Linked DNA regions of Homo sapiens: region 1 is linked to region 2. Evidence: read pairs that join two places in POLR2A ChIA-PET (ENCODE). Cell type or tissue: Panc1. All regions are shown on one strand. Each heading gives the region's core, and the rest is flanking DNA. Links, peaks and the distances in the headings are about the cores only. Region 1 overlaps LINC00448 (long intergenic non-protein coding RNA 448). Region 2 has its middle 140 kb from the start of LINC00448.

What was found. Peaks named below come from ENCODE experiments on the same cell type or tissue, not always from the same donor. Only the 100,000 strongest peaks of a DNase experiment are listed, where the experiment ranks them.
Region 1: POLR2A ChIA-PET joins it to region 2 with 10 read pairs; 3 of 35 experiments call an interaction of 5 or more read pairs at or near these places.

Annotation. Positions count from the first base shown.
Region 1 is chr13:62,697,111-62,713,398 of GRCh38, forward strand. LINC00448 (long intergenic non-protein coding RNA 448) reads right to left here. Exons shown (of 8, transcript NR_047029.1): 6 at 3,506-3,587. Among named protein-coding and RNA genes, the nearest start is that of LINC00448, 91 kb to the right of the region's middle. In Panc1, for the core only: no CTCF peak of the experiment used is centred there; a DNase peak (open chromatin) is centred at 9,173.
Region 2 is chr13:62,649,686-62,665,973 of GRCh38, forward strand. No RefSeq gene overlaps it. Among named protein-coding and RNA genes, the nearest start is that of LINC00448, 140 kb to the right of the region's middle. In Panc1, for the core only: no CTCF peak of the experiment used is centred there; no DNase peak of the experiment used is centred there.

The DNA of each region.
Region 1 (16,288 bases), core at 4,930-12,929, 48 kb after region 2:
CTTATCCGTGCTTCTGAATTGTAGATTATTTCTCTATATTCTATGCTAGCCTTCATTCATGGCATATATCAACAAATTCACTGTGAAAGCCCAATTCAAAAAACTGAAAAATAATCTGTGCGAAAAGAGGCAGAATCATGGCTTCCAAGGTACTTCTGGGTTGTATATGAGCTGCTAGATTGTATGTATCTTATGGATATTATTGACCTTGCACCAATTTATAACTTGGTACTATAAAAACACATACAACTTCAAAATGAGAAAAAAAAAGGTACTTGAGCACTTTGAAAATTTATTTCTTTTCAGTGTATTTTATTACTATTACTATTATTCTAGATATTATAATGCAAAAGACAATTTTTGCTTGGTCATAAATAAATTTATGCAAGTTATTTATGATTTCATCCAAAATAAAGTGACAAAACTGTGAGAGGCATTTTGGTGGATTATTTATTGAGTTTAGGAGAATGCTTACCACACAGAATAGAAGAGAATCAAACTAATTTTTCTCTGGCCACTGTCACTTCGAATCAATTTTTCTGTTATTTATATAGGGCAGCACAATGTTTTAAATTTGCCACTAAAAGGTAAAATCCATATCTTTTTCCTTAACTATTATGGATCACCCTACATAACTGCTTTTAGCAGATATCTGCTTTTCAAAAAGTGAGTATTTGCACATTTGAAGCAATGTGTCACATTTCTGCTTCACTGACTAGCATTGCTTTAAGTCTCTTGGATCCCATCATCTTGTGTTATGTCAAATCACATTGGCTTTTCTATGCGACAAAATATACAGTGGTGGAAGGTGACAGAAGAAATGTAATGCAATATGACACATCAGAAATTTAAAGGGTAAAGAGATTAGCTATTTGGTGTCAAATTAGATAGGGAATGTCAAATCCAAAATGAATCTGGCAGTCACTAATGGAGTGAAAGGTACAGTATTCACCCTATCTATGAAACAATGAATTCTGAACTTCATCAGAACATATTAAGCTAACTCAGAGATATGGTCTGGAACATCAGACAGTATTTTGGAAGATCATAGGCCTGCACTGCACTTCAAGGTCATAATGACATTGTTTACATAGATTTGATCCATATGATTCTTTTTTATAGAAAATATGCAATATTGATTATCATTGATAATGTACATGTTGTATTTAATAAATTATGAGTTTTAATTATGATTTTCAAAAGTGAAAGTAATACAATGGCATCCTGCCATGTTATACAGGATGGCATTATTTCACACAAACCAGCAAAAGCATTTTAAACTATATGGAATGGAATAAGAAGAACCCTTATGATCATGATAATACAAATTTCTGAAGATTTAGTTTGTACCTTTTACTATGTAAAGTTTTAAAATAGACATGGTATTAGAGGATTTTAACTTGGAAAATAATTGGTAAAAAGTTATATAGATTTATCTTTCCCCCCTCAATGAGATAATGGTAAGTGAGGATAAAATAAAGGCTAAAAGAAATTACCCATTTCTCTTGTCTCCTGTTGGTAATATTTAGTGATTAAAGATCACCATTTATCTGTTTTTTTCTGCACTTGGCACAATAATTTTCCTTGCTTACCTCAATATATTATTTTTTTAGAAAATTATATTGTTTTCTACTTATCATATTACAATTTACCATTTGCAACTGTCAGTTCTTTTCACTAGTGCATTTTGGAATAAAGTTTATTGAGGAGAAAACTTCCTACTGTTTAATTGACATTCACATTCAAAGAATAATTTTAAGAAAAAAAGCAAACAACTACTAAATTTGGGAGAAAGTAGTTTATCCTGTTCATCTTTATTTCTCTTCCCCCTTATCTCTTTCTCCTTTATCGTCTTGGGATTATTGAGCTAAAGCAAATGATTCCTAATGTTGACATTTAACCCTTTTTAAAAGACATGAAAACATTGAAGCTCTAATACGAGGCTGGGGCAAACTCTGAACTATTTTAATTTTATATTACTCCATAGATTAAAGGTGTAGGGTTATCTAATGAGAAAAGTAAAAAAAAAAATGATCTAAATGTAAACAACACACATGGATTACTTGCAAATAAGCTACTTCTGCTTTCTATCTTTTGTTAATCTAAAAGGTATTTTTATTTTTTTTTTTAGCAACCAGTGAATTTCTGAGGGAAGGCAGGAATATAAAGAGATCTAAAGAATAAGTAACTGATTGCTCTGCAACTCAGAGTGAATTATTATTTGTAAGCCTATTAGGATAAATTTATCAAAGATTAATGAAGGGTATTTCGAGAATTGGAGTTGAGATCATTAGACCATTCTAATTTGTCCTCCCTTTCTATCTCAGAGTAAAAATATCCTAATGGAAATAGAATGTCACTATATTATTAAAACTTGTCCTATATATTTTTCTGTTTGTATGTTTTTCAAGGGAGTTTATCAAACAAAATTCACTAAAAGGAGTTTAAAAACTATCACTTAAATGGTCAAATTTAAACATTTTCAAAAAGAAGATAAAAAATCTCTAAGCCAAACTTTTATTTATAGCACTTCCAAATACATTTCTGCAACTGTGGAAACTGCAATCTAAGCAACTTACTTAAAATTTGGGAAATTGTTAACATACTTTTAATGGAAATTTAAAAAAACACTAAATATCACTCAGTGTTGTAGCATGGCCACTTCTTTCTCAGCCTCAAGTTATAGTGAGTCAGTATTTTTGTTCATGCCCACATTTATAAAATTTTACTTTGAACTTACCTAAATTAACTCTTCAAACATTGTTTTATGATTTTGATATATATAATTAACCTATTCTATTAACATGTACACAAAAGCTATACATCCATTCTTTTAGTAATTTGTAACCAGAAAAATATTTAAATAAAATCCAGTCTTTGGACTATGTTTTGTATGTTTAAACACTTATGAGTATGCAATGAAAAACAACAAGAGTAAAATTCTCTCGATAAAGTCACATTCTCTGCAATTAGGACTAGGAGAAGCCCCTGGAAAGTCACATTCCTCCACAATATAAACTAATGTGATGTCTTGATTCTGATTACCGAAGTTTATAGACAGAGTTATTCAGAAGACATTTGTGAAGGTGGAACACAGAGATGTCCTGGGATACTCACGCTCACGTGATATCCTGAAAGTATTTGGCAGCTAGGTTTGCTTGATTGGTATGCCTCATTCAAGCAAGGATGATGGGCCTACACAATAGAGTTAGGGAGTGCCTCCATGCTTGTTAAATCTATGGCTTTTTCAACCTGTAAGGATCATCTCATCATCTACCCCTGCAAATCAGAAGGGAAAAGAGAAAAGAAGAAGAATATAGACCTACTTTGTAAACCCATAAATTAGAAGAGGAAAAAGACAAGTTGTAGAATGTGAAAGCCCTTCTTAAAATGTACCTCTGGCATACACACACAAAAAGGTACATGTTAATTCTCTTAGCCTTCCTTTGATTACAATAAATTAGAAGACCACACCAAAGGGAAAAGGAATTTAGAAATAGAGTACCTGGCTGGGCCCCTGGACCTCCACACAAACTGCCTACTGCGGACAGAACAGCATTGCTTTGGTAGAAATTTGGACATCTCTCCTAGACCAAACACATTCATTAGAGAATTATTTCTAGGCTCCACAATGTTATTTAACAAATGCTAATGGAAAGTTTTGGATAATTATATTTACACTGATTAAGTAATCACCTTTGTTCTGTTTATCCCTGCTATATTTCAAAAGCTAACAACTAGTGGACCATATATTTATACACAAAATAATTCAAATCAAATAACTGAGCCTGGAATATAGATAAAAATAATATACGTATTTCCCACTATGTATACTGCAGTACTTTTAATGTAAATTACATCAGACAAGGTGACAAATAGAATATTTACATACAATGTGCTTTTCATCTAAACCCTTTAAAAATATGCTGGAGGTATTCAATAAATAAGTACTATTTACTTATCTTTCTTTAAACATCATAATGAAAGTGAGAAAGACAACTATTAGCATGAAAGAAATGAAGGAAACTTTTCTTGCTGAAAAAGGAAGCTTTGGATAGTAAATACTACATAGTAGCTTCTGTATTTCCAGGCACAGTACAAAAGAAAGGATTCTCTTAGGTAGAGCTTTGTTTATAATGTAATTGACAAAAACTCATGAGACTTTTTAAATTCTGCCATATTCCCAATCCTTACACAATGAACTGAAATTTGAAACTTATGGCAATGCTTGGAATTTAGTTTGAAGTACAGCATACAAATCTCAACTGAAAGAGTGAATTCCTCCAAGTATATCATTACAGCTCGATCCAAATTATACACTAGTTGAGAAAAACTGCCTTTCAAATGTTTTAAAAAATACGTTATTTCTTTGCTTGTTCAAAGACAGTATATGATTATCAGATAGTATTTGATTAGGAAACTCTGTTAAAATCATTTCAGCCAAACCCAGGGCAAAGTGTTTATAATGTTTGTTCACTGTCATGTTCTATACTGAACATTATTCTCCCTACCCAAGGGTTCTCAACATTTATCACCAAATTTTGAACCATGTTAACAACTTTGAGGTTCAAGGTAAATTAAAAATGAAGAAAGCCAAGTGATAAGTTTTATTTTACAGAATTAAAAGAGATGAAAATCAAAGGCCAGGCTTAATGACTCACACCTGTAATCCCAGCACTTTGGGAGGCCAAATTAGGCAGATTGCTTGAGCTCTAGAGTTTGAGACCAGCCTGGGCTGTAACATAGTGAAACTCTGTCTCTACAAAAAAATTAGCCAATATGGTGGCATGTACCTGTGGTCCCAGCCACTTGGGGGACTGAGGTGGGAGGATCGCCTGAACCCAGGAGGCAGAGGTAGTAGTGAGCCGAGATCACACCATCCAGCCTGGGTGACAGAACCAGACCCTGTCTCAAAATAAACAAATAAAATAAAATAAAATAAAATAAAATAAAATAAAATAGAAAGTCGTACAGCAAGTGGTCAAACTAAAAATGGCAACAAAACTGAACCAAAGGACAAAATTCACATTATCACAATGGGAATAATTAGTCCATCTCTGAATAAAAGTATAAAGATAAATTCTTTCTAGAATTCTTGCAAGTCGGCTTTCTATCTAATAATTTAAAAAATGAGAATAAACTAATAAACCCTTTACTTAAGGCTTTAAAGTTTTATTTTCAGAAAAAGTGGGTGAATTAAATTGAAAGTCAGAATTGCAGCTATATTTTAGTGCACAATATATTTTTTATTAAAAAACATATATATTGAAAAATACTGCATGTTTTTGTATGATTATAATCAAAATAGATAAATATAGTTAGGAGGTCATTTGAGGATACCATCTGAGATAATTATAGCAGTATTTGATAGTTGTGATCCATGTGAAGTAGTGAGAAGATTACACTAAAAATAAATATGCTAGAACAAATTTGGCTAAAGTGTGCTTTCAATAGAATCTATCTTAGAATGTATTTTGTGTGTATATTCTAAAATTTATAATGACAGCATCTGCTATTTATTCATTATCAGATTATTTCAGCTTGCTTTGAAAAGGTTCTTGAACAGCCTTTATACCATCTGCCAGCAGGATGGGAATGTTTGCCTACAAAATTATCATTTTATGCACTCATTACAAAGTAGATAGTATGTCACCCTTATCACTTGCATGAGGACATAAGAGGCTGTTAAACTAGACTCTGTTGCAAATATATGTAATTTACATAATGTGATAAAGTATAATATTTAAGATACACAGGGCTAAGATGGATTTTAAATCATTTTAATTTTCTATTATTTTGGCCACTGTAGTCATCCTAAAGGGCTTGGAGCCCTTGAAATTGATTTTGATTATAATCATTATGGTTTTACAATGAAAAGTGACTTGGTGTGAGAGCACACCATCCATCATAACTTTGATGTAATTCCAATATACCAGGACAAAGCAATCCTAATTCAATCAAATAGATATTTAAAAATATATTATACAGCATTCAGAACTGCCAACTAAATATATACTAATGGATTTTCTGTTTCCACTGTCTAAATGACATTTATAAGGCTATGGTGAAGATGCAAAAATGATAATTTCTGAGCAATTATTTATTTTAAGAAACCAGTAAATCAATTAAGCTACCTGACACTTTATCATCTGATGAAAAATTTATAAGCTCGTTTGATTGTCATAAAAATAAAAGGATGTTGTCTTTGAAGATTCTAAAAGTCTTCTCAGAGCTAACATTACTGATAGTACACTGTTCAGACAGTGAAAAGGACATTTGAAGTTCACACCAAGGAGAATCAAGGAAAAGTTCAGTGTATACTTCTTGTAGTTATTGGATATACATTTTTTACATTTTTTAATAGAAAGAAATGCAAATATTAATGGTATGACTCTGTAAAAGGGAGTTATATTTTGTTATTTGCTTTAACATTTCTGTTGTAATATTTAGTTATTGTTTAGTTGATAATTTGTTTAGTTAACCCAAAAGAACGTTCACAAACATATTGTTTTTTACTAAGCCACTTTTAAAAGATCCATTAACAGAATTGCTTCTGGCAGTTTCATCTGCAGACCAGCAATTTTAAAGCCTTAGTTGTCACCAAACGGAAGAGTCCACAGAAGCTGAATAAAATAAGGAGAGAGAGATATGAGAAAACAGTTAGAGTTCAACACTGGGATTCAATTTATAAAGACCAAGAAAAGCCAAGTTTTTGTTTATGGTATTTGCACCTAGTTCCTCCTAGACTTAATCTCTTTTAAATAACTTTTCTAAAAAGCTTATGTTGAATTCCTGCCTTCCATTAGAATTCAGATAGTATTGGATGTAGCTAGTTTTGTTGTGCTATGCAGTGGTATATTTTAATTCATCTTTTTTTAGAGCACTTTTTTTGAAAAATTAAGACCTTAGAAAATAAATTTCTATCCCAAGTTTTTGTCTCCAAAGTAAATTTAAATGTACTTTTATAGATGACACATTGCCTACATTATTTTTATAATTTTTTATACAGCTGGTGATACTAATAATTATAATTTATTCAATACCAGAATACAGACCAGAGGACATTTTCTAATATTTTAAAAACCTGTTTATTATTAGTAGATGTGAGATTAACACATATTGCTGCATTACAGAACCTGTTCCATGAACAATAACATTTTAGAACAAATCATAATCTAAAAATGATTCACATTATATTTGTATTGACTGATTTATTTAATAATGAAATAAAATTTATATTTTAAACATAGTTATATTTATTCAAACAATACTCAGTATAATCATCTTTCTCAGAGGAGTCAGCTCCCTTGGTATGCAGCACAGTAGCAAAAATTATTGCTAATATTATTGAAATCCTCTCATGGCACTAATAAAATGTACAGCTGGTCTTTTCACCAGTACTGTATCTATTTTATCATATTGTGTTCTGAGCTGAAATATCCCATTACATTTTTTGACTTAAAATATTTTAGCATATACAGTCACCATAATGTAAAAAATGTCAAGAAGGTATATATATTATTATTTTTATTTATGGAAATGTTTACTTTTAGGAACAAGTACACTTAAATATTTACATACATAAAACTTAAATTTCAAACTATTTTGTTTTACGTATTCTGATTTCATTGGTTTGGATTTCCTCTTCACATATTTGAATTACAGTTTTCATGATTCATTCATTTTTTTTTCCATTTATGTTGTAATATATTCTTTTCAGCTCAAAAACATGTGATAGCATGAATGAAGGTACAGTGTATACATCCATAAGAAACCTAGGCTGCACATTTTTTAACATCAGTGTCCTGAGTTGCATTTTCATAATATTGACAGCTCTTGTTGCCATTGTACTGCACCACACTGAGTGTGCTGACCCTGCTGTGAAAGACCTTCTGTTATCAAAAATTGATGCTAAATCCAAGCTGTTAGCAGCAGCTTTTTATGTAAGTGCAGTAGATTGAACAAACAGTTTCAGTGCCCTAGAGTCATGGAAAGGTTAGAAATAGCTCTGACCATTAAATGATATCTATTAATTTTGCTCTGGAGAACAAGCTGCCCAGTTAGGCAGTGATAGAGATAATTGCTTTGACTGTGAAACCATTAAGCAAGTTTCAAAGAATTTCTTCAGTGGAAAGTATGATAATGCCTACTTAATGCTTTAAGGTAAACATTAAGCGTTCAAATGAGAATGAGAAAGACGTGTGTGTGTGTGTGTGTGTGTGTGTGTGTATGCATGTATAATTTTTCTATGAGATAAACTCTCATAGAAAATTAAAGTCCAGCCGTTGAAAATATTTGGATTTATTTGCCTAAGAAGCTATTTTGTTTGGGTTTTAAAAGTGTGAAATAATGAATTAAAAACAATGCCAACTGATTTAAGACACATATTTTCTAATTTAAGGGATCTTTCCATGATCGAACAGAAATAACCTGATGAAAGTATAAATAATTAAAATTTCTTGGGTAAAACTTTTAAATTTTTGAATACGCACACATCAAAATATATAGTTTTTGTCTTTCTCTGAATTTCATGACAGAGCTGTTAAGTTAAAGGGCAAGGACACAGAAAGATGAAGCCTAGCCTACAAATGATGAGAAAATGTAGGGATATATCATCTTGGAGTTTCTCAATATTTTTAAGAGGGAATTAGAAGCCAATGTGCATTGACAAGGAGGAAATTCAGGGCATCATAACCGAAATCTCTAGGATGATGGAAGCTACTGGCTAACATAAAGGCTTTACAGGTATACATATATGTGTGTGTGTGTGTTGGGGGAGTGTACTATGACTTCTAAAACTGAACATTTCTGAAACTGAAATTTAGTCTCTATGTCCCAGTGTTTAAGATACGCTCTCAATATATTAAATGTTAAAACAAGGTAGTCAAACATATAGGCAACCACATTAAATAACATTCTGTAAAAATGATTGTATAACAAACAAAACACAACGATAAGATGATCATGGAACATGCTACTCCTGATCTAATGAATCACTCTTAGATGAAGGCATATCAGATAAGTGAAGGTAGGAGGTTGTAGAATGAAAGAAATGTGCATTAGAAGCTTTGAATATCCCCTGACAAATGATTCATCTTTTCTACTTCTCTGTCTAATCGTGTGTTGTGCAGGTGCATGGAATAGTCATTCAGTTTTCTGGAACAGAGTAAATTGAAATGAATCAGTGTCTATGAATCATCAACAATCAATCAACAAAAACCTTCTGATGTATTTGTGGCTCAAAGCTAGTTGAAGGATTTCCTTCCTCAGGAGCCCATGGAGTGTGCACATTTGTGCGTCTATATTTAATAATGCTCACCATAAAGTAATAGTGTACCTCATTTTTTCTGTTTAAATACAATTTTCAGTTTAAATACAATTTCTCATTTTTTAAATGAGAAAGATGAAGCAAGAGAAAGTTGAACAAATATCTCACTGTCTTTTTAGTCATGAAGCAGTGAAAATTGGATGTGAACAGCTAGTCTGGTTTTAAAATCTATAAATTTAAACATAGTATTATACTGTATAGTGTGAGTAGGTGTCTTTTCTTCCCCCAACTCTTCTCTCACCTTTCGTTCATCTGTTTCCTGTCTCTTTTTCTCTCTGTTTATCCCACACTTTCTCTTTCCACCTCCACCTTCTTTTTCTCTTCTCTGCTTTTCTTTCTCCTTTTCCCCTCTTTGATTAATATTTCTTTTTCATTTTTCTATCACAAATTCCTAATAAATTATTTTAGATTTGTGGAATGTTAGCAAAAGCTACAAAGTAATATATATATACCTCAGAAACTCCAAAATGTAAGACAGGAATTTTTTTTTAATATACTAGTTCCCTCAGCTTCTTTGAGAAAATGAAAAAGAGAGCTCTGAATGTGCTTCAGGGCACAGGAATGAAGACCCTTAACCCAGGAAAGGAGAAAGCTGCCAAGCCCTACATGAGAACTACCCTAAGTAAGATGGCAAAATACCTCCCAGATGTGAAGGAGACAATAAGGACAATTTACTGAATATGAGGAGGAATAATTTTCAGTGTTCTCCTGGTAATATTGCACTGATTATTGTTTATGAGAGTGGAAGGGACGTAGTGAGAAGAGGGAAGGTAGCTTTTTGTTTGTTTTGTTTTTGTTTGCTTAAGAATATATAAACACTAATAGGGGAAATTATTCTCAGTGACATGTCAAACCATGTCACCAAATATGTCAGCCACAAAATTGCTAGGTGGGAAGTAACCCAGTTGGAAGTTTCATCCATTAAAATGAAATGTTTGCTAATAACACTCAGTGAGACCTCAGGGACCTGATGGGGAAAGGGAAATGCCTTTTATGACTTGGATCATTAATTTTAATTAATGAGGAACCTTTTGTTAAAGGTGTTTTAAGAACATTACTTGAATGCCTACAACAAGAAAAATGTATAATGGGAAGCAAGACTTACATTGCATAAACAATTCTTCTAATGGGACACATGGAATGAATAAATATTTCAGAAAAATAAAAAATGCAGCATCCCATACTTGTAAGGTTTAATCTCTAGAGAAATCAAAATGTAAAATACCATCTGATAATGTTAAATTCATAATTTGCAAAAATACAATCAACTTTATTCCCCACAGTTTAAATAAATTATCAAATAAATCTCTGTATGACTACTTGGCAGAATGCATTTATCTTAATATTTATGTTATAGATTCTATATGCTTAGTAGCTACATACTTATGCATAGTAATCATGTGTTGTGACTTTTAAGATCATGGTAAGAACAACTTAGCATGGGGTTGACCCGTTTAACAAAATTTTAAATGCCCAATACAATATTGTTAACTACGGACACAATGTTGAACAGCAGATCTCTAGAACATGTTTATCTCACGTAACTGAAACTTTTATACCCATTGAACAGTAACTCCCCATTCTCCCCTCCCTCTAGTTCCTGATAGCCACTATTCTACTTTCTGTTTCTATGAGTCTATTTTAGATACCTTAAATAAGTGGAATTATACTGTATTTATCCTTCAGTGACTGGCACATTTTTCTTAGCATAATTTTCTCCAGGTTCATCATTTTTGTTGCATATGGCAGGATTTTTTTCCTATTGAGGCTCAATATTAATCCAATATATGTAAATACCACATTTTCTTTATCCATTCATCCATCTATAGATGGTTTTTATTGTTTTCATATCTTAGCTATTGTGAGCAATGATACAATGAGATGGAAGTGCAGATACATCTTAGAGATTCGGATTTCAATTCTTTCGGATATATACCCAGATATAGGATTGCTGGATCATATGATAGTTTGATGACTACTACAGTTACTTTTGAAATAGTTTTTAATTTCTTCAGTGGTTATACCATTTTCACATTCGTACCCACAGTATACAAGAATTCTAATTTCTCTACATCCTTAATAACACTTGTTATATTTTGTTTTGTTGTGGTGGTAGTTTTTGTAATAGCCATTTTAACCAATGAGAGGTGATATGATGGTTTTGATTTGTATTTCTCTTATGATTAGAGATGCTTAGTTAAACATCTCTTCCTATCTCTGTTGACTGTTTGTATTTATTCTTTGTAGAAGTGTCTATTTAAGCGATTTAGCTATTTTCAGATCATTTTTGTTTTTGTTTTACTTTTGTGTAATAGAAGTTCCTTATATAGTGTAGATATTAACCACTTATCAAATACATAATTTGAAAATATTTTCTCCCATTCTGAAGGCTGCCTTTTCACTGTTGATTTTGTGTGTGTGTGTGTGTGTGTGTGTGTGTGTCTGTGTGTGTGTATGCGTGCTGAAGCTGTTTAGTGTCCTATAGACCTACCTGTCTACTTTTGCTTCAGTTGTTTGTGCTTTTGGTGTAATATCCAATAAATCATTACCAAAACCGATCATAATTTTTTTCTCCTTTTTTTCCCTAGGAGCTTTATATTTTCAGGTCCAAAATTTAAATATTTAATCAATTTTGAGTTAATTTTGTGTACGGTAAAAGTTATGCATTCAATTTCATTCTTTTACATGTGTATATCCAGCTTCCTCAGCTCCATTTAGTGAAGACACTAGTTTCCTCATTGTGTATCCTTGACATCTTTGTCAAAAATCAGTTTACTGTATATGTGCGCATTTATTTCTGGGCTCTATATGTCTATATTTTTTGCCAGTACAATACTGTTTTAATTATTGTAGCTTTGTAATACATTTCTAAATCAGGAAGTGTGATGCCGCCAGCTTTGTTCTTATTTCTTAAGATTGCTTTGGCTCTTCTGAGTCTTTTATGGTTTTATATAAATTTTAGAAGTGTTTTTTTCTTTTCTGTAAAAAATGGCATTGAAGTTTTGATACACATTGCTGGAATCTGTGATCACTTTGGGTAGTATGGACATTTAAAAAATTTTAAGTCTTCCAATCCATAAATACAAATGTCTTTCCATTTATCTGGATCTTCTTTAGTAAATGCTTTGTAGCTTTTTAGCATACAATTGTTTCAACTCTTTGCTTAAGTTTATTACTAAGTATTTCATTAATTTTGGGGCAATTATAAAGGGGATTTTTCTTAATTTCCTTTTTGGATAGTTCATCGTTAGTGTTTAGAAACACAACTGATTTTTGTATATTTATTTTGTATTCTGCTATCTTACTTAATAAGTTTATTATTTCAAATGGTTTTTTGGTGAAGCTTTTAGAATTTTATCTGTGGAAGATCATATCATTTGCTAACAGAGGTAATTTTGCTTTTCCTTGACTATTTTGATGTCTTTTATTTCTTCTTGGCTAATTGCCCTTGTTAGGGATTCCAGTACTATGTTGAATAGAAATGGTAAGAGTTCTTGATGTTAGAGGAAAAGCATTCAGATTTTCATCCTTAAGTGTAATGTTAACTATGGGCTTTTCTTACATGGATTTTACTGTGTTGAGATAAATCCCTTCTACACTTAGTTTGTTGAGTGATTTTAATATGAAAGGACGTTGGATTTTGTTAAAAACTTTTCTGCATCTACTGAGATGATAAAGTGATTCTATCCTCCATTCTGTTAATTTAGTGTATCACAATAATTGATTCACCTATTTTGAACCATCACTGAATCTTAAGGATAAATTCCACTTAGTCATGATCCTTCTACTTTGCCATTGAATTTGGTTTGCTAGTATTTTGTTGAGGACTTTTGTATTTATATTCACCAGGGGTATTGGCCTATAAGTTTCTTTTGTTGCTGTTGTTTTTCTTGTAGTGTATTTTTCTGGGCTTGGTATTAAAGTATGTGATTGTTAATTATATTTTCTGCTGACATATTTTATTATTGGTTTCCAGGTATTTTACTAGGAGTTAATTATTCTGTAAAAAGGTGGAAACTTCTTGGATAATACTGAGGAAACTATCAAATGCTAATACAGAAAAAAAATCAGTTTTTGTTCCCCTAATTGAATTCTAGTTGTCACTTGGGGTTATAGATTGCAACATCCTATCTCAGACTATGGTACAATTATCTCTGTGGTGCCACACAGAGTTCCCATGAAAACAAATAAGGTTGTTAAGTTTAGTAGGAAAGAAGAAGAAACAAGTCTTTGTTCTTTTTATTTCAGACTGCAGTACAATAAATGAGTTATCAGAGTTCCCCTATTTTCAGCTTCTTAGAAAAGAAAAACATGCAAGTTTGAAAGAAAAAATGAACTCATTTATTAAAATCTTAACATCTTCTTATAGGTTTATATCTTTGTTTTATTTATTGTTTAGATACAAAGAATTTTCTTAGCCATATGATTTAAAATTCTCATCTAATAAACTCAATTTCATGAAGCTTGAGCATGACTAAATGCATTTTGTCAGCACCAGGCTACTTTCAAACATGTGTTCAGACTTCTCACCCTGACAGCTGTTCTCTTTGCATTCTGCTTTTTATGTAATACACTTGAGGCAGGGTGACATCAGTCAAGCCATATTTGAACAGAAGAGAGAGTTTCCTGTGTTAGAATTTCTAGGATGCATCATTTAACTTCAAATGATGCATAAAGCATAGTTATAAAAAACAATCTTACGTTGTAAAATCTGTGAAATAGTTTCCTTATGATATCAAGGTAATAACAGCCATGCCAGGTAAAACTTGGTCTTCTAAATGTTAGCTCTAGTACACAATACTTTTTAAAAAAGAAAATGAAAGCTATGATTTTTTAAACTATCTATTTTGATCAGCTTATAAAAAATAGGGTAGAATCTCTCTCTCTCTCCGTTTTACTTTTTCTCTCTTCCTGTTTCTTCTACTCTCTGTGAACTAAGTCAAGGCCTATTTATCTGAGACAAAATAATACATATTAGTCCAAGTTGTATACAGAAGCACTAAAACTTCATTTCAAAATTTATCTAGTGTGTGAAAAATCAATATTATTACACAGGAGTGAGACAACTTATTAATATTTAATAATAATGACTAATCTTGTTTATTTCATTTGTCCTTTATTTCATTTTTTTTTTTTTTTTTTTTTTTTTTTTGAGACAGAGTTTCACTCTGCCACCCAGCCTGGAGTGCAGTGGTGTGATCTCGGCTCACTGCAAGCTCTGCCTCCGGGGTTCATGCCATTCTCCTGCCTCAGCCTCCCGAGCAGCTGGGACTACAGGCACACGCCACCATGCCTGGCTAATTATTTGTATTTTTAGTAGAGATGGGGTTTTACCGTGTTAGCCAGGAGGGTCTCGATCTCCTGACCTCGTGATCCGCCCACCTAGGCCTCCCAAAGTGCTGGGATTACAGGAATGAGCCACCGCGCCCGGCCCCTTTATTTCATTTTTAATGTATAAGTTTTATAGTGATAGAAATATTCTGATCAAAAATAGAGATAAGGTCAGAAATAACCCAATATCCATCAATAATGGAATATTAAGATGAATAATGAATCTGCATATTATTAAACAATTGAGATGCAAAGCTGGCTGGGCTTCTGGGTTGGGTGGGGACTTGGAGAACTTTTCTGTCTCTCTAAAGGTTTATAAATGCACCAATCAGCACTCTGTAAAAACGCACCAATCAGCGGTCTGTGTCTAGCTAAAGGTTTGTAAATGCACCAATCGGCACTCTGTAAAAATGCACCAATCAGTGCTCTGTGTCTAGCTAAAGTTTTGTAAATGCACCAATCAGCACTCTGTAAAAACGGACCAATCCGCATTCTGTAAAGTGGACCAATCGGTGCTCTGTAAAATGGACCAATCAGCAGGACGTGGGTGGGGCCAAATAAGGGAATTAAAGCTGGCCCCCCAGCCAGCAGAGGCAACCTGCTTGGGTTCCCTTCCATGCTGGGGAAGGATTGTTTTTTTGTTGTTCACAATAAATCTTGTTGCTGCTCACTCTTTGGGTCAGCAGTACCTTTACAAGCTGTAACACACCACGAGGGTCTGCAGCTTCATTCCTGAAGTCAGTGAGAACACCAACCCACCAGAAGGAAGAAACTCTGGACACGCCATCTTTAAGAACTTTAACACTCACTGTGAGGAACCAATTCCAGACACACAGTGAAACATAATGGGGTAGATATTTACTGATATAGAATTCACATTTTTAAAAGAAAAATTAAAAGATTAAAAACAAGTATGAGAGCACTTTGTAAACAAAATAAAACAAAAAGTAGATATTTAGGCTTGTGAAGATTTATGCTAAATTGTTGAACATACAGTCCTATAATTGAAGAAAGAGTGAAGTTCTGGCTAGGCGTGTTGGCTTGCACCTGCAATCCCAGCACTTTGGGAGGCCGAGGTAGGCGGATCACGAGCTAAAGAGATCAAGACCATCTTGGCCAACATGGTGAAACCTCGTCTATACTAAAAACAGAAAAATTAGCTGGGCATGGTGGTGCGCACCTGTAGTTCCAGCTACTCAGGAGGCTGAGGCAGGGGAATCGCTTGAACCTGGGAAGTGGAGGTTGCAGTGAGCCGAGGTTGCAGTGAGCCAAGGTTGCGCCACTGCACTCCAGCCTGGCGACACAGGGAGACTCCATCTCAAAAAAAAAAAGACTGAATTTCTGACAAAGGTCTTTGCTGTTTTATTTTCACCTTATTCATTAATGTAAATAAAAACATTAAGAAACAATGTCAGAACTACATCTGCTTATCACTTCCAACAATATAATTGCTGCAGATATAAAAGTTTAGCAAAATCAACTCACGTTTTCCAGAAAAATAGATACATGGAATTCACAAAAATGTTTTACATACACATTATTTGTATCAGTAAAATGTATGATTTGTAGATGTATATTTCTTGTACTTCATGAACCTCCTTATAAAATGAAAATTCAGGGTCACAAGAC
Region 2 (16,288 bases), core at 4,162-12,161:
TCATTTTCTTTGTCTATTTCTTTTTCTTCTCCTCCTGCTTTCCCCCTCTTTCTTTTTATTCTTTTTGTCAAGATGTTCAATTTATTATAGCTATTAAAATAATATAACTATTTCCTCCTAGGGATATCAGCAAAAGAGAAACAGAAAGAGATGGTTAGGGAAAATAACTATACATGTTACATAAAATTAAAATTTTTTGTAAATGACTACTTTTATTATTTACTGTTATATGAAATGAAACAACAATTTTAATTACCATGCCTTTTAGGCTATGGATAACATGTTGGAGTTTGCTGAAAAAGAATGATCTAAACTAAAAAATTAGCTATCTTCTGTATTGTCATTTTCAAACTAAAAGTAATCTTTATTTTTAGTTTAGAATTTTGCATTAAACTTTAAAAATGTGATATTTATCATCTATCACAGAATATTTCAAATTAATGTTTCTTAATATAAACCAGTGAAGTGATAGAATATTTCAAGTTATTTATGCTTTTTTGTTTTCACCAGGAACCAGATTGTGAGGCTTCTTGATCTGGAACTCCCTAGACTCTGGAACTGTGAGAAATAATATCTCTTGTTTAAGCCATCAGTCTATGATATTTTGTCATAGTAGCCTTAGGAGACTAATACAGTTGGGATATAGGCAATGGAGACCAGAGGAGAACATTCTATTTAATCTGAATGAATTTTTCAGTAATATTAAATCCTCAAACTCATAAATACTTAAAATGTGCTAGATTCTGATTACTTAGTTATTAGGTAATTTAATAATTATAACCACCATATTTTAGTTTTCCAGGACTGTATAACAAATCGCCACAAACCGTGTGGCTTATACCAATAGAAAATTATTTTCTCACTGTTTGGGAAGGTGGACATTTGAAATCAAGGTATAAGCAGAGATGTCTTCTCTCGAAGATTCTAGGAGTGAATCTATCTCATACCTTTCTCTTAGTTACAGTATCACCATCAGTCTCTGGCAGTCCTTGACTTGCAGCTGCATGAGTCCAGTCCCTGCCTCCATTGTCCCATGATATTCTCTCTGTGCATCTCAGTCTTCACATGATGTTTTCTGTTTTTATAGGGACAGCAGTCATGATGAGTTATAACCTGCATTAATGACCACATCTTTATTGATTATATCTGCAAAGCTTATTTTTAAGTAAAGTCATATTCACAGATACTGAAAACTGAGACTCCAACATAACTTGTTGGAGGACACAATTCAACCCATAACACAGACTATGAGAGAAAAATATTTTTAAAAACAATTGTTATTATCTACATTTTATAGATGAGGAAATTTGGGTCTTGAGCACTTAAATGATTTACCAGGGTCAGATAATTAGTAAGTGGCAAAGCTATACTTTGAAGCCAGAAAGCTGGGCTAGAAATTTATTGTCTTAGTCTTGAGCCATATCCCAGAAAGTATAAAACATATGTTCATATGATAATATTAAATTTTCATCCTTTGCCTCTCCTTTTAATCTAGGCAAAATAAGTTCCATAAATTGCAGTGAAAATGAACTGGAATAAACATCCTTAAACAGAAATATGCACTTAAACACAAATATGGGTTGTGGAAGTATATTTAAAAAAACATACTTTCCCTCCAAACTAAAAACAACCTTTGCAAGTATAGTCAGCTTGGAACTCAAATACCAAGGAACAGAGCCTGATGACTTTGAACAGTACTGTTGTCTCTTATTTTACACTTTGACAATCGGTCATCGAACACTGCCCATAATTTACCAGTGTTGGTGCGACATATTTCAGCAGTTTGAAATGATTTGTATCAGTTTCAGGAAATCAAATAGAAATGTTGTATATTCTTCCCCATGAAATATACTTCCATGTATGGGATTTTATTTTAATCATGCTGGAGGAAGATGTTTTTGTCAGCATTTTTTCTTTGAAATTGGTAAATAACAATAAAAATATATTTTTAAAAATGTATACTGCGTTCAAATTCAACAGATACATAGTGAACACAAAGAAGGGGTATTTATACACAATGCACAAGCTTCATGAAGGCAGGTTTATGTTGATTTATATATATCTATACCTCCAATGCCTAGCATATTGCCTGAGGAAAAATCTATTATTTGCATGAGTGAAAGATAGATACTGTTCCTTCTCTTCACGAGCTCTGATTTTAAAAATCAAGGTAGATTATTTATAAATAGGGGTAGACTAAATAACAAATAAATATAATATAATTCAGAATATTATTATGAGATGGTGGAGAAATAGCAATGTTTTTTAAAAACCCAGAAAAAGAATAGTTCACATCCATATGAGAAAAAGTTAAAGTTTAGAAAGTTTAGCTATAATTTGAAAGTAAGGGAGTAATACGAAGGCTGAGGAAAAATAAGTTCTTTGAATCTCTTAGGCACAAATATTTGTAAAATTTTTAAATCATGCTACCTGCACCCATGTCTGCACATCCCATCCATCAGCAAAATCTTCTGATTTGCTGATCATATCCCACCTCTTTCTCTGCAACTACCTGAGTCCAAGACACCATCATCTCTCACCTACATTATTGAAATAGCTCTCTAACCCATTCTTCTATTTTCATTCTTGCCTTCATTCATCTATTCTGAATATAGCAGCTAAAATGATTCTCTTCTAGGATTTCAGATAGATTGTATCATTTCCCTACTCAGCTCTCCAGTGGCTTTTCATCACATTTAGGTTAAAAGCCAGTTCTTATAATAGCCTACAAAGCCTTCTGACCTTTCCTTCTTTTTGCTTGGCTATTCCATTCCAGTCATACTGATCTCAGTATTTCTCAAAGGGTATAGGAATGGTCCTACTTCAAAATTTTTGCACTTGTTCTCTCTTCCTATTTTATTTTTTTCTGAAAAACATCTGCTCCATTTGACCACTCAGTTTTTCCAAGAGTCCAATAAATGTCTCCTTCTATGTGTGCCTTTTCTGGCTATCCTATATATACATATTTATCTTATACATACATTTATGGTTTTATTTAGTCTTCATCATCACCTCATCATCTAATTATATATAATATATATTTTATATATATTTTATATATATAATTATTATATATATAAAATATATATATATATATATATTTTTTTTTGAGACAGAGTCTTGCTCTGTTTCCCAAGATGGAATGCAGTGGTGCCATCTTAGCTCACTGCAATCCCACCTCCTGGGCTCAAGAGGTCCTCCCACATCAGCCTCCTGAGTAGCTGGGACTACAGGAGCATGCCACCACGTCTGGCTAATTTTTCTATTTTATTTTTTGGTAGAGATGAGGTCTTGCTAACTTGCCCAGGCTAGTATTGAATCCTTGGGCTCAAGTAATCCTCCTGCTTTGGCCTCTCAAAGTGCTGGGATTTCAGGTGTGAGCCACTGCACCCAGGCTTCTAATTATATATTACCGATCCAATTTTTCTTTTTCATTTTTATTCTGTCTTTACTGATTGGTAACCTCTATGATCCCAGGAATTTAACTCTTTGTTCACTACACTATTTCTATTTTTAAGAACTATAGCTGGAACAAATTATATACCCAGGGATTTTTGTTTGTTTGTTTAATGAATGAGTGACTGACACTTTACATTTTGAACCTAAAAATATATTGTATTATGTATCGTATCATAATTCAAAAAAAGGAGTTTGGAAGACACCATTTTTTTCTATTCATCTATTTTTTTCTATTCAATTGTCATTTTTTTCTTGGTATTAGAACCCTAATTTTAAAAAATGTGTTACACAATGTTATGCTTCATAGGTACCTTCCCCAGCAATCCTGCTAATCAGTAAATGACAGTTGCTTTGCCAGTAGTATGCTTAGGCATGAGAATCTGACTCCTCTAAATAATGACTCATAAAAGGAAATCTTTTTTATGGGCTCATGAGAAAGTTTATGTTCCTAGTATTAAAAAGAGAAATGTCCTTCCTATCTTTTTTATGTCATTGTGTGAGTATACAATCATTGATGTATGGCCATCATGAATAAAGAAGGAACAAGTCAAGGGAATTGCTGAAATGCTGCACTGAAACCCTGATGATGTAGAAACAGCAAAAGAACAATACAAATAAACACAAACAAATAAACAACAAAAAAAAACTATATCATTTCTGACCCTGAGCTACTTTTAATGTGAGACAATAAAACTCTTATTCCTTCAGGCCATTTTATTTGGATTTTTTTACTGCTGACTTACTGAAACTATCTCATGTAAATTATGCCCATGGTTTATAAAAAAGGTAATTCAGGAGGAGATCCTCATTCTATTTGTGTTGGATTTTAAATTTATGTATGTATTTTTTAGTTTATCTTTCACTTCTACCAAAATAGGATTTAAAACAACCTACCAAGACATATATTTAATACCACAGAAGGGATATATTTGCTATATAATTTATATATATAAAAAAACAAGAAAGCAAAAATAAAGGTAATTGTAAATTACATTCTAAGATACACAACTGAATAATTAAAGCTAAGCTATTATTTATTTGTGAATTCTTAAATAGCCAAATCAGAAATAAATACAATAAATTATGAGAAGTTCAGCATCCATATTGTGAAATTTTTCTTACAGTTATTCGGGAGAAGCACAGATGTTCCTGGTACTAAGACCCATGGAAAACAATTTTTATGATTCCTGTGAGCAGCATACTCAGCAGCACACCTAGACAATTAAAAAGTTTCTAATTACCACTTTTGCCCATCCCCATGTCACTACCTCATACAACGCCAACATTTTATCTCGTCATTCTGACTAGATCACTGTTCTATTTTATTTCCTTGAGTCCAGGTTTACCCCCCAACACATATAATTAAATCCTATTATAGACTGACAAGATAGTTCAGATAAAAAAGTAAAAATGTAGACGTTGTCTTAACTCTAAATTAATTTGCTGTCTAGACAGTAAATGTATGTAAGTAACATGACAGGAGACTTCTGGCTTTATCTGTGAAGGATAGCTTATGGAAGATGAAAAATCTAAACCAGAACAACAGCAATAAAAAAGCAAATCTGCTAAAATACACAATAATATTAAAAATATAAAGAAAATCTTCCGAAGAAATCATAACTTGAAGGTAGGATCCCAGAAAAATATAAACTACAGAGTTGAACCAACAATCACTGGGACCTTTTTTTCCCTTGGAACATTTGCCAATTAATGACATGGAACAAAGGCCAATAAACCAAAAATTTGCCAAAAATGAAAGAGGATGGCAGATTTTATTCTTACAATCATACTGTGCTTGACAGACTGAGGCTGAAATGATAAGAAAGTGAAAAAAAATTAGTAGCTAAGATATCAGTGAGAAGAGAGGCTCAGCGATGTTAACTTTTCATTTAATTGTTTGCCCCCAAGTCAAGGACAGTGTAAGAGGCACTCTCACCATATGGAGGAGATAAAAATTTGAGTCCATGACACACAGAATTGGAGTCATCCACATCTTCAGTCGTGATCCTTGGAGGGCTTTATCCTAGAAATGAAAATAAATCCTATGTACATAAACTTTAGAAAACAAAACAAAAGTTTGCAACATTACAGCACAGCCTTGAACAAGTTCATGTAATATGCCCTAACTGTATCTGTCTACAAGAGAATAGGATGATAAAAGAAGAAAAAAATCATTTAGAGCCTTGTAAAAGTTTCATAGTCAATGTCCAATGTTAAAATATCAAGGATTAAGAAGGAAAAGAAAAGTGATGAAAATAGGCCAAAAGATAACTAAGTTATTGAAATTATCAGCAATTGACTTTAAATACAAAATGACTCACATGTCAAAAAAAAAAAAGATGTAGAGAGTCATGCTAGAAAACTAAACAGGAAAAATAAAAATCAAATAAGAAATATGGGATTCAGAAAAACAAATTGAAATTAGGAACTCAGTCAATACATTTTATAGCAAATTGGAAAAGGGAACAGATTAGAGAACTGGAGAAAGTTGATATAAAATATTCTAACCAAAGCACAGAAAGTAAAATGGTTAGAAAATATATGAAATAAGTAGGAGAGGAGAAAGTTCTAACATTAGTGTAATTGGAGTTTCAGATGAGGGTGGAAGAGAACAATTTAGAAGCAAAGTTTGAAAAATAATGGACATGACATTAAATCTATAATGTTTAGTAAACACACCCATATCAATTAATTCAGCCCTATCTACTATTACATCCTTTCCTCTTTGGTCCAACACCCTTAATTTTCATCACCATACATATTCTGTTTTCTGTCAAAATATATTAGGGAATTCTCGTAATTATCTTGATATTTAAGTTATTTTCTCCTAAGTTATAATATATAGCAACTTCCCCAGATCATGTTCATATTTGAGAAATAGCTATGGATCTAATAGCAACAGGGAAATTGTAGTGGGTTTTGAGTAAAATGGGAATCTACTTATAAGGCGTCTTCCACAAATGAAGTTATCATTGTGTTTTCAAGAACAAAAGGAGTATCTTCTTAGAAAACACGATAAGTTACTGCTACTTTCATTCAAAATAATCTTTTTTTTTTTTTTTTTTTTTTTTTTTTGAGAAGGAGTCTCACTCTGTCACTGAGGCTGGGCTGCAGTGGCCCTATCTCGGCTCACTGCAAGCTCCACCTCCCAGGTTCACGCCATTCTCCTTCCTCAGCCTCCCGAGTAGCTGGGACTACAGGCGCCCGCCTCCACGCCCGGCTAATTTTTTGTATTTTTAGTGGAGACGGGGTTTCACCGTGTTAGCCAGGATGGTCTTGGTCTCTGACCTCGTGATCCGTCTGCCTCCGCCTCCCAAAGTGCTGGGATTACAGGCGTGAACCACCGCACCCTGCCCCAAAATAATCTATCTTATATCATGGTCTTTACATAATCATTGTTACCAAAACAGTCACGTACAACAGCCACATGAGCTTCCAAGATACATGGATCAGTTGGTACTTCATCATAATCAGTCACAGTGATAGCTTGATTAAGATTCCACTGCATGTCAGGGATTACTAGTATTTTATTTTCCATTGGCAAGGAGCTCAGCACTGTGCTTAAGCTCAAGGGCAAAACCAACACCAAATTCCATTTTTAGGGACTAGTCTTTTAAGTCCACTCCTGATACCAATTTTGTATTAGTCCAAACAATCAGGCAAGAAGCCATGCAGTGACATAAAAAGGGCAATTTTAATATAAAAAATAAACATGGCTCTAAGATACCACGTAATTAATAATAATACACTTATTTTTAATTAAAAGTAATTATAAGGTATAAGAAATATTTACATGGTATCTTAGAGCTGAGGGAGACTGCACAGGGATAGTCATACTTAGAAGGGGGCCCACTACCAAAACGGGCTTAGATCTCCACAGAGGTGTAGTTACAGGATTCTATATAAGAGAAAACTTTGTTGGTTTGCCTGGCCTAGAGTTCATCCACAACTGTGGGGCAAGCGGGAACAACAAATTACCTAGAAAACAGGAGGGATACCACTGGTAAGCCACAGCCAGTGGTTAGGCAGATGAATTCAGAGAAGGGGCGCCAGTGAAGGCAGAAAGCCTCAAATGCATGGTGTTTATGTTGGGAGATACACGGTGTTGCTAAGGCTGCAGCATCAAGAAAAATGGGAAATAAAGCTCTGGGGCCTTGGGGCAGGTAAGCGTAGGAAACGTCGAATCTGCAGAAGCCATGAAGCATACAGGGTCTGTGGTGAGATAGCTGCAGTGAGATGATGACCAGCCTGAGCCAGGGCTGCAAGGATGCCAAGAGATTATACTTTTAGATGTGTACTCGGGGCAGTTCTGATGCCCATATCACAGACCAAAATGTGCAACTCTGGAAATGCAAGCGCACTCCTTTCTCCTGCAATGTCCCTCCAGTGACCTTTGCTGAGGAAGATTAAATTGTAGTCTATATAAAGAAGAAATATTTAGAGGAAATACGTCTGTTATCACAGAAAATATATTGCAGAGTGAATTTGGAGCTGAGAGGTAGTAAATTGATAACTATCACAGAAATCAATGATATATATATTAAAATATTTATAATTAATACCATGAATATCCCTTGATATCAGTTGATTCCCTTTTAAGACAGTCTTTGAATCCTGGATCTTATTTAACTCATATTAAGTCAATAATCACAGCTAACACTATGTTTCTCCATTACATTTTTCTTTATATTGCCATCTGATACATTCACACACTTTAAAAAACCTTACTGGTCATGGAATAGAAATATATAATGCAATATGCTTATAATGAAAAACAATTCATCATTCAAACACAACATACAAAATACAAAATGTTAATTATAAATATGCTAAAATTATTATTATATTTGATTAATTGTATAACCGACACAATCATCTTTCTATTTTCATTAAATGTTCTAAAAGTTTGCAGTTCTAGATGTTTTCACAATTTGATATTAATTCATTTTGTACAGCTGCTCAGTCAGCATGTGGCCACTAACACATCATATGCTTTGTCACATAATATGGTGTGATTTAATGGGAAGAAGAGATCATTCCTCTTGGGGAATGGGTGACTCTGGACACCAGTTATCAGTTGTTAAAAATTTTGATTTTAAAACTTCTTTAAGAAATGGATGTATTTGACTTGCTCCAAACTGGTTATTTTGAAGGAAACATATTGTCATCTTATTCCACACGGGTTTTTTTTTTATAGGCTCTCACTCATTTTGAACATCACAAAGCTTTGAAAAAATGCATATTACTTAATTATTGAGTGCACATTATTCCTCTTAAATACTATGGATTTCTGATTACTTGACTTTTTATTCTGTTTATTTTGCTTAGAGGTCAAAGTATTTTAGTTGCTCTTTATACAATTTCAACTTATTGACAAAATCTTTAAAAATCATATTGAAATCCCATGCATTCAAGTATCCAGAATTTTGGTATAAAATAAATTGATTTTTTTAAACTTTTCAGATTTACATTTTCGTTATAAAAACTTGAAAATTTTCCAGATAAAACTTGCAATTGCCAGGTAGATATAGAACCACATACGTATGTGTAAAATTTAAAAATCACATGTGTGTATTTATAATCTACATGTTTTGCAACTCATTTACTTTGATATATTGTAAATTGCACACATACTACATTATAGAGTACTTGACAAAATTTTAGTAATAGAATTAATATAGGGCATGAGCTGTTTCAGATTGTCCATTTTTTAGATGTAAAAACTGGGATTTGAATAAATATTAGCATATACCCACATTCTTTTAGGTATTTTTATTAGGTATTAGGCATCTATTTCATAAAACATTTATTGACAAGCAGCTACATATGAGATTAGACTTGAAAAACCTGCTGACTTAGGAGGGAAATACATGGTCTATCTTCATTAAAAGACAGGAAAGTTTGTAATTTATATATCTTCATTTTTCCTTATTAACTTCCTAACTTTTGCTACTTTCTCCTTAGTCCCAGGTAAAAATCTTATCCTGATCCCAGTTATTAGAGGCCTCTTTAAAATTATGATAATGGTGATAATTGTTGAGAAAACAAATTACTTTCTACTAATCCAAACTGGAATTAGTAATCTACGATATTCATGTGTAACAAGTCAAGAAGGATGGTTTTACTTTTATTTAGTGTTTCTGGAGCCAGTCTCATTTAAACTTGTGATCAAAATAGGATTATTTATAATCCTAGCAGTTCCTGTTGAATTATTTTTGATCATCTACTCTCACACTCTCCAGTAACAGAACATTAAGTTGGATTTATATTACAACAAATATACCAGGTGAATCTGCTTCATTTGTACACAATATTGAGTCTTGTGTAACAACAAACACCCCGAATGGTTCTCCTAAGGAAGAAATAATATTTATTTCCAGAGGAGCCACTAGAGATTTGGTCACAGAGGAGCAGGAAACCCATAACTCACAACCTTGCCTTATGTCTTCTAATTTATAATGAAGTAGAATGATTACTGTTCCTCCAATATTTATTCCTCAGTGCCTGGAGGAGAGAAGTGTTTTGAGTGTAATCGTTACTTTGCAAGGATAATTTGACTGCTGTGGTTGGCAATCAGTGAATTTATTCTTAAAAGAGTATGTCTAAAAAATAAAATGCGCACATACAATTCAGTCTTTCCTTCAGGAAGAGTGTACTTTATCATAGTTTACTGATGTTTCTTTTGGCTTCTGAACTCATTGGCAATATCAGACATATTTTAGAATTGTTGAAAAATTTAGTAAATCTCTGATCATGATTATTTAACATGTCAGCTACAAAAATTCAAGTGATTTTAGATTTCATGTGTAATTTTAAAAGATCTTTAATTATCAGTACTCGATAACCAGGCCCTGGAAAGTAGCCTCCTTAAAAAAAAGACATGCAGGCTTAAGATTTATTTTCTTCATGGTAAATCCAACTCCAAAAGAAAGCAAATAATTTCAATAAGTAGTTACAATAAAGTGAGAAATATTTTGAAAGAAATACAGGATAGTTCTGGATGTATTTAGCAAGAAGCTTCTAACTTAATGTGGAGGCATTCTGAGAGGAAAGAAAAAAGTAAAAAAAAAAAATGACTTTACCTAAATAGAAATGTCATGTACAATATCAGGGAAAAAAATTGAATGAAGTTCTCGTTGGAATAAAAATTGAAATTGAACCTTATCCTGAGGGTACTGGGGTACCACTGTAATGATTTTAGAAGGTGTCAAAATCAGATCTATACTTTTAATGCAAAGGTAGTTATATTTAAATAGAAAGATTGTTGCTTTATTTCACTGACTATACAGACACCTGCAAACACAGTGTGTGTCAGAGGGTAAGTGAGACTTCGAGTATAAAATATAAAATTAAGAGCTTTCTGCATTTAAGAGCATACAGAATGCCTTTTTCTTTTAGGACATCTTGAAATTCTTTGTCGAGATAATGAAAGCAATGGATTTTATTCCCCAGATAAATGTATCCTCCTCAAACATAAACATAGTATTAAAAAATAAATATATGAAAATATTAAAATATTAACATTAATATTATATGGAAATTACTAACACCTGTTTATGGTTTTCCAATATTGTTTTTTTCTTGAGTGAATTTTCTTTCTTTCTTTCTTTCTTTTTTTTTGAGATACTCTCACTCTGTCACCCAGGCTGGAGTGCAGTGGCGTGATCTCAGCTCACTGCAACATATTCCTTCCATGTTCAAGGGATTCTCAGTCCTCAGCTTCCCAAGTATCTGGGATTACAAGCACGCACCATAATACCTGGCTATTTTTTTTTTTTTTTTTTTTTTGTATTTTTAGTAGAGACAGGGTCGCCTTGTTGTCCAGACTGGTCTCAAACACCTGGCCTCAAGCGATCTGCCTGCCTCCACCTCCCGAAGTGCTGGAATTACAGATGTGAGCCACCGTGCCTGGCCTCTTGAGTGAATTTTCTTTGCCCATCCTCCTGGAATTTCACCCTACATGATAGTAAGTGACCTTCATTAAGATAGGAAAACAAAACAAAACACAGAAGAAAAAAATTATTAAAACGAGGAGAGTAGTTAGGATGAAAATAGGAAGATAAATAACTTGTTCCTTTTTGATATGTATATGTTGAGATAACTAAAAGAGAATCAAGTGGATATGAACTTTAAGAAGTTAAAGCTTAGATAAGAGGTGTGGATTGGAGATATTGATATAAGTGAATAATCAAATATTATATTTATCAACAGAGAACAAAAGAACCTGAATGTCAAGAATCTTATCTCTGCTATTTGTTCTGCCTTCTTTATGCTAGCACCTTACAATGTTATTTCAGAAATGAAATACCACAGATTATTTTTTCATTGAAGCTATATGTTATCTATTGTTCTTAATCAAATGTCACAGTAAATTGAATTGTCCAGGGAGGAGCCAAGTCAAATTTCTTTTCAGTATAAAAAAAATATGCGATTCTTCAAAAGTGACACAATTTCAAGAAATTTGGTGTGTTTCTGTTAGTCATTCATGTGTAGCATTTAAAAGAAAATGCCTTTTGAACATACATATAATTTACTCATTCAGTATATTTACTGAGGGTCTATTATGTGGCAGGCACTGTTCCTAAAAGCCAAAAATACAATGATAACCCAGAGAAACAAAGTTTATGCTCTCATTCCATTGAAATCAGCAAAGAAACTTGATGTTTAACATATAAAGCAGTTACAAATGCATGAAACATAAAAAAGAAAGGTTAGGCAATAGGAAGTATTGTGAAGTGGTATTTTAATACTGGTATCAAGGAAGGCTTTAATACAGAAGTGGTGCTATACCTGAATATAATGAAAAAATAAGCCATTCAATGGAGAATGAATATAAGGCTCCAGCTTTTTAATGCTCAAAGCCTGCAAGAATGTCAGAATGGCTGGAAAGGAGTGAGCGAGAAGATAGAATAGTGTGTGATGAGTAATTAATAGATATGGGAAGGGTTCTTATCATGTATGACCTCTTTTTCCACACAAGATATTGTGGTTTTTATTCTTGGCATAAACAGGAGCAGACATTAGAGTGTGGGACTACAAAGTGATGCCATCTTCTTATTGTTTTTATATTATTATCTCAGGTTGAAATTGTGCTACCAAAACAACAATGGAGTGTCATGTGTTAAAGGGTGGCTTGTGAAGAAGAAAGAGATTCTAGAAGAATCTAAAATAATGATATTTGACCAGAGTCTTAACTGAGGTATGGGAGTGGATCACATGGAGATCTCTAAGGGATATTCCAGGCAATTGCTTTGGAGGAATAGCAGTAAGTACAGTTTTATTTGAGTTGGCCTGGTAGAGAGAATGAAAGGCAATAATATTGGAGAAGCAGATTTGTGACAGATCACATAGTGCCTTTTAGAGTATGGTCATGTGCTTGAGATTTTGGGGAACTGATTTGAAGGTTCTGAGCAAGAAAGTGACAGGCTTACTCTTTTACTGAAAACATAACATTGTTTCACCAAGGTGACTTTTACTGCCAGGGAACAAATAGTTTTTAGAAGAACAAAAGAGAAGAGGCAGGAGGGGCACCTCTGAAATTATTGCAGGAGTCCAATTGAGGGAGGGTGGTGCCAGGGTGTAGGGTCGTAATGGTGGCACATGGTGGGCAATTTGTGATATATTTTAGGTAGATTCAGACAATGTGAAAACAGATTGCATGTTGAGTATTAGAAGACTCAAGGAAACTCTTTTTAGTAAGATCTTACTGTTCTCTTTCAAACTTTCATTTTCAAATTTTTGGTGATAATGTTATTTTGTTTCCATTTAATCCTTCTCTTTTGTCAAAGCTCAAAATGAAAGAGAAACAGCAAATAACCCCTCTCTAGCTCTTGCCCTTCTTTCCCACTGTGTTATTTCTTTCTACTCAGATGTACATGTATGCTGCTGCACAGAATTATACATTTTTGTTTGGAAAAAAATAGAACATTCAATGCCTGATGAGCATCACAATAAACTTTTCTCATAAGTAAACTTCCTTACAGTGCCAGACACAAAATGTCAAGGAGTTGTTTAGCACTTTTTCACAGACTTCAATGTTTTTATTCCCTGCTCAGCACAGTTCTGTATTCGGTGACATTGCAAAGTCATTTGAAGGGAAGTTGCCTGGTGAGAGGGAAGATGATAGTCTTCTTCGTCTTTTAAGTAACTAAAAATGTTTCAGCAAGACAAATTTCACAGTGTTCTAACTGAGTTTTTCTTCCCTTTTCCAAGTGAACATGTGAAGACTGGAAACTGAAGAAATGCCCTTCTAACTGGTGGGCAAAAAAAAGGGCAGCTTTCTCCACTCTTTCAATCTCTCATTAAAATATTGAGTATTATAAAAGAGAATGGTTAATTCATGTAGGGTAAAATTATTTATCTTATTTTACATTTTTGGAAACTAAGCATTTGAAAACAAAACATAGCGAGTCTCACCCTCCAACTCCAAGGAAATTTCAATTTAGATGGTTATACTCAAAGGAAATGCATTTGATACAGGTCTTGAAGAATAATTCAAATCTCAAAAAAGAGACTGAGGATGGACACATGAAGAGGAATGAGAAATGGAAGATACAGTGCTGTCAAAGAAAATAATGCACTTGGAGTTAAACAGTCAAGGAAGACTTTATTAAAGATTATTATTAAAGACTGTTATGCTAGAGATCAAGACTATTGCAATAGAGGAGAAAAATGGAATTCAACTCCCCTAAAGAAAAGGCAGGAGAATTTTAAATATTTTTTTTAAGAGCTGGGTTGTTCTACAGCATAAGAGAACATCAGAAGGGATATTGGTCCATGTGATTAGGCCCTCTGTGTTTGCTACTTAGTGCTTAGGGAAGTTAGGCTCTTACCCTCCCACAGAGGCCGGGAGACAGAGACTGCCTTTGATAATTACATTTCAAAGGGATGACTCCTATGTCTTTGAGAAAGGGTTATAAAACAAGGTTTTAAAACAGGGTTTATAAAACAAGCATTAGGCTGGAAGAAAATTTATATCTCAATGGAGAGAGAAAAAATTAAAATGTTAAGTTTTCTAAAGTAAATGCTCTAAGAAAAGGGAGAACAGGGGCCTAGAGTCAGGCAGAAGCCTGTCTAAAGTCTAATCAATCAAAGGAGAACATTAAGGCTATCGTGGTTAGTACAAAATGAAGAACATGGGTAGAGAGGTTGACCTGCACCAAATCATGAGGTCTGGAGACATTCCTTTTTCTTGGTGCTATTATTGGAATATTGTTGTGGTTTTGATATAAAGGGTAAAAGGAGATAGAGACATACTCAAGTAAACTCTCTAGGAAGCTACTATATTAGTCATAAACACTAGTTAATAAAGTCCTAATGTAGTATTAAAGGCCATGTAAATGAAAGGATAGATGATCAAAGAATTACTGAATGAAGTAAAATATTTATTATATCTATCCATTCATCTATGTATCTATATTTACATATTTTCTGTCTTTATTTCTGGTAAACCAAACTTTTCTACAACTAGATTTTGCTTCTTTTGATTCTCCTGTGACTGTTGACAGTTTAAATAGTCACACAGGGCCCACAGGTTTAACAGACTGATGTCCATCGGTTAAAATAACAGATGAGCAAATCTCCTGAGCCACTGAAGTTACTTAAGATTATAATTACTGTGGCATTAGAGTTCCTAGATGTCTGTATAATCCCTGTCCATTCTCTGGATGATGGTTTAATGGTTTTGTTTCTGACATTAAGAATGCTGTTTCCAATATTCATGGCAAATTAATTCACTAGGGAAAGGTGAGTGACAGTGTACTGCCAGTGGTCATGACTTCCTCTTAGGCTGTCATTTAGTCTGTTGTTTTCTGTTTTTAGCATAAAGAAAACTTTCACTTGTTTGTGTCAACAATGCTCTCCCAAAGAGCTTAATCGTGTCTGTCGGCATAACAAATTGTACAACTGAGCCAATGCAAACATTAGATACGTAGTGTGTCACATAATTGCTTAACTCTGATGCATATTTGGGAAAGGTCATTTAGGGTTCCTAAATGAAAAATGTTGTCAATTTTAATTTACTCTTAGCAGAGTTAAATGAATAGTTTTCATGGCACTGAAAAAAATTAAAAATTAAGTAGCTGTAATACTTACTCTGATTTTTAAAAATGCACTCATTCAGATTATCATCTTTACCCAAAATTTATTTCATTCTTTTATCAGTCATCTCATTTTTTTGGAATTCTTCTTTGTCTTTGTATTTATTTTGAATAATCAAAGTAATTAATGATACACCAAGTGATATTTTTTGGTTAACTTTAGAAAAAAAATAGATAAATTAAAGTCCAGATGTGAGTGGAATATATTTACCTCTAGGTTTTATAAAATTTAGTATCAATCTTATGGTATTCCTATTTTGTTTTTTGTATTGAAATGCATCATCTTTATCCTGACCACATTCAGACACTATGATATGATAGATAAGTATATGTGTCTCTGTGTGTATTTGAACGTGATACATTGAAAAATTTTTTTCTACTTTATCTGTGAAAGTTAAAAACTAAGATCCAACTACGATTGTGCCAAGTTAAAACTGAGAACAAATGTGACACATCAAGATGTAGAATCCTTGAACTTTAGTTTCTATGACCTGTTATTGATTGCTGAACTGCTTGTCATGGAGAGACTGCACAGGTCTCAGGTCAGTCAGGGTAGGTCATACTTTGATCACACAAACAGAAGTTTTTGTTTACAGAATATGGTTCAGAATTGTTTTATAACTTCTTAAACTGTGTATAAAACTATTTTGACTGGTAACAACTAAATCATGGATTTGGGTTCATTTGATTCACATGTGGTTCTATGGTAAAGAAATTATGAGAAAAAAACA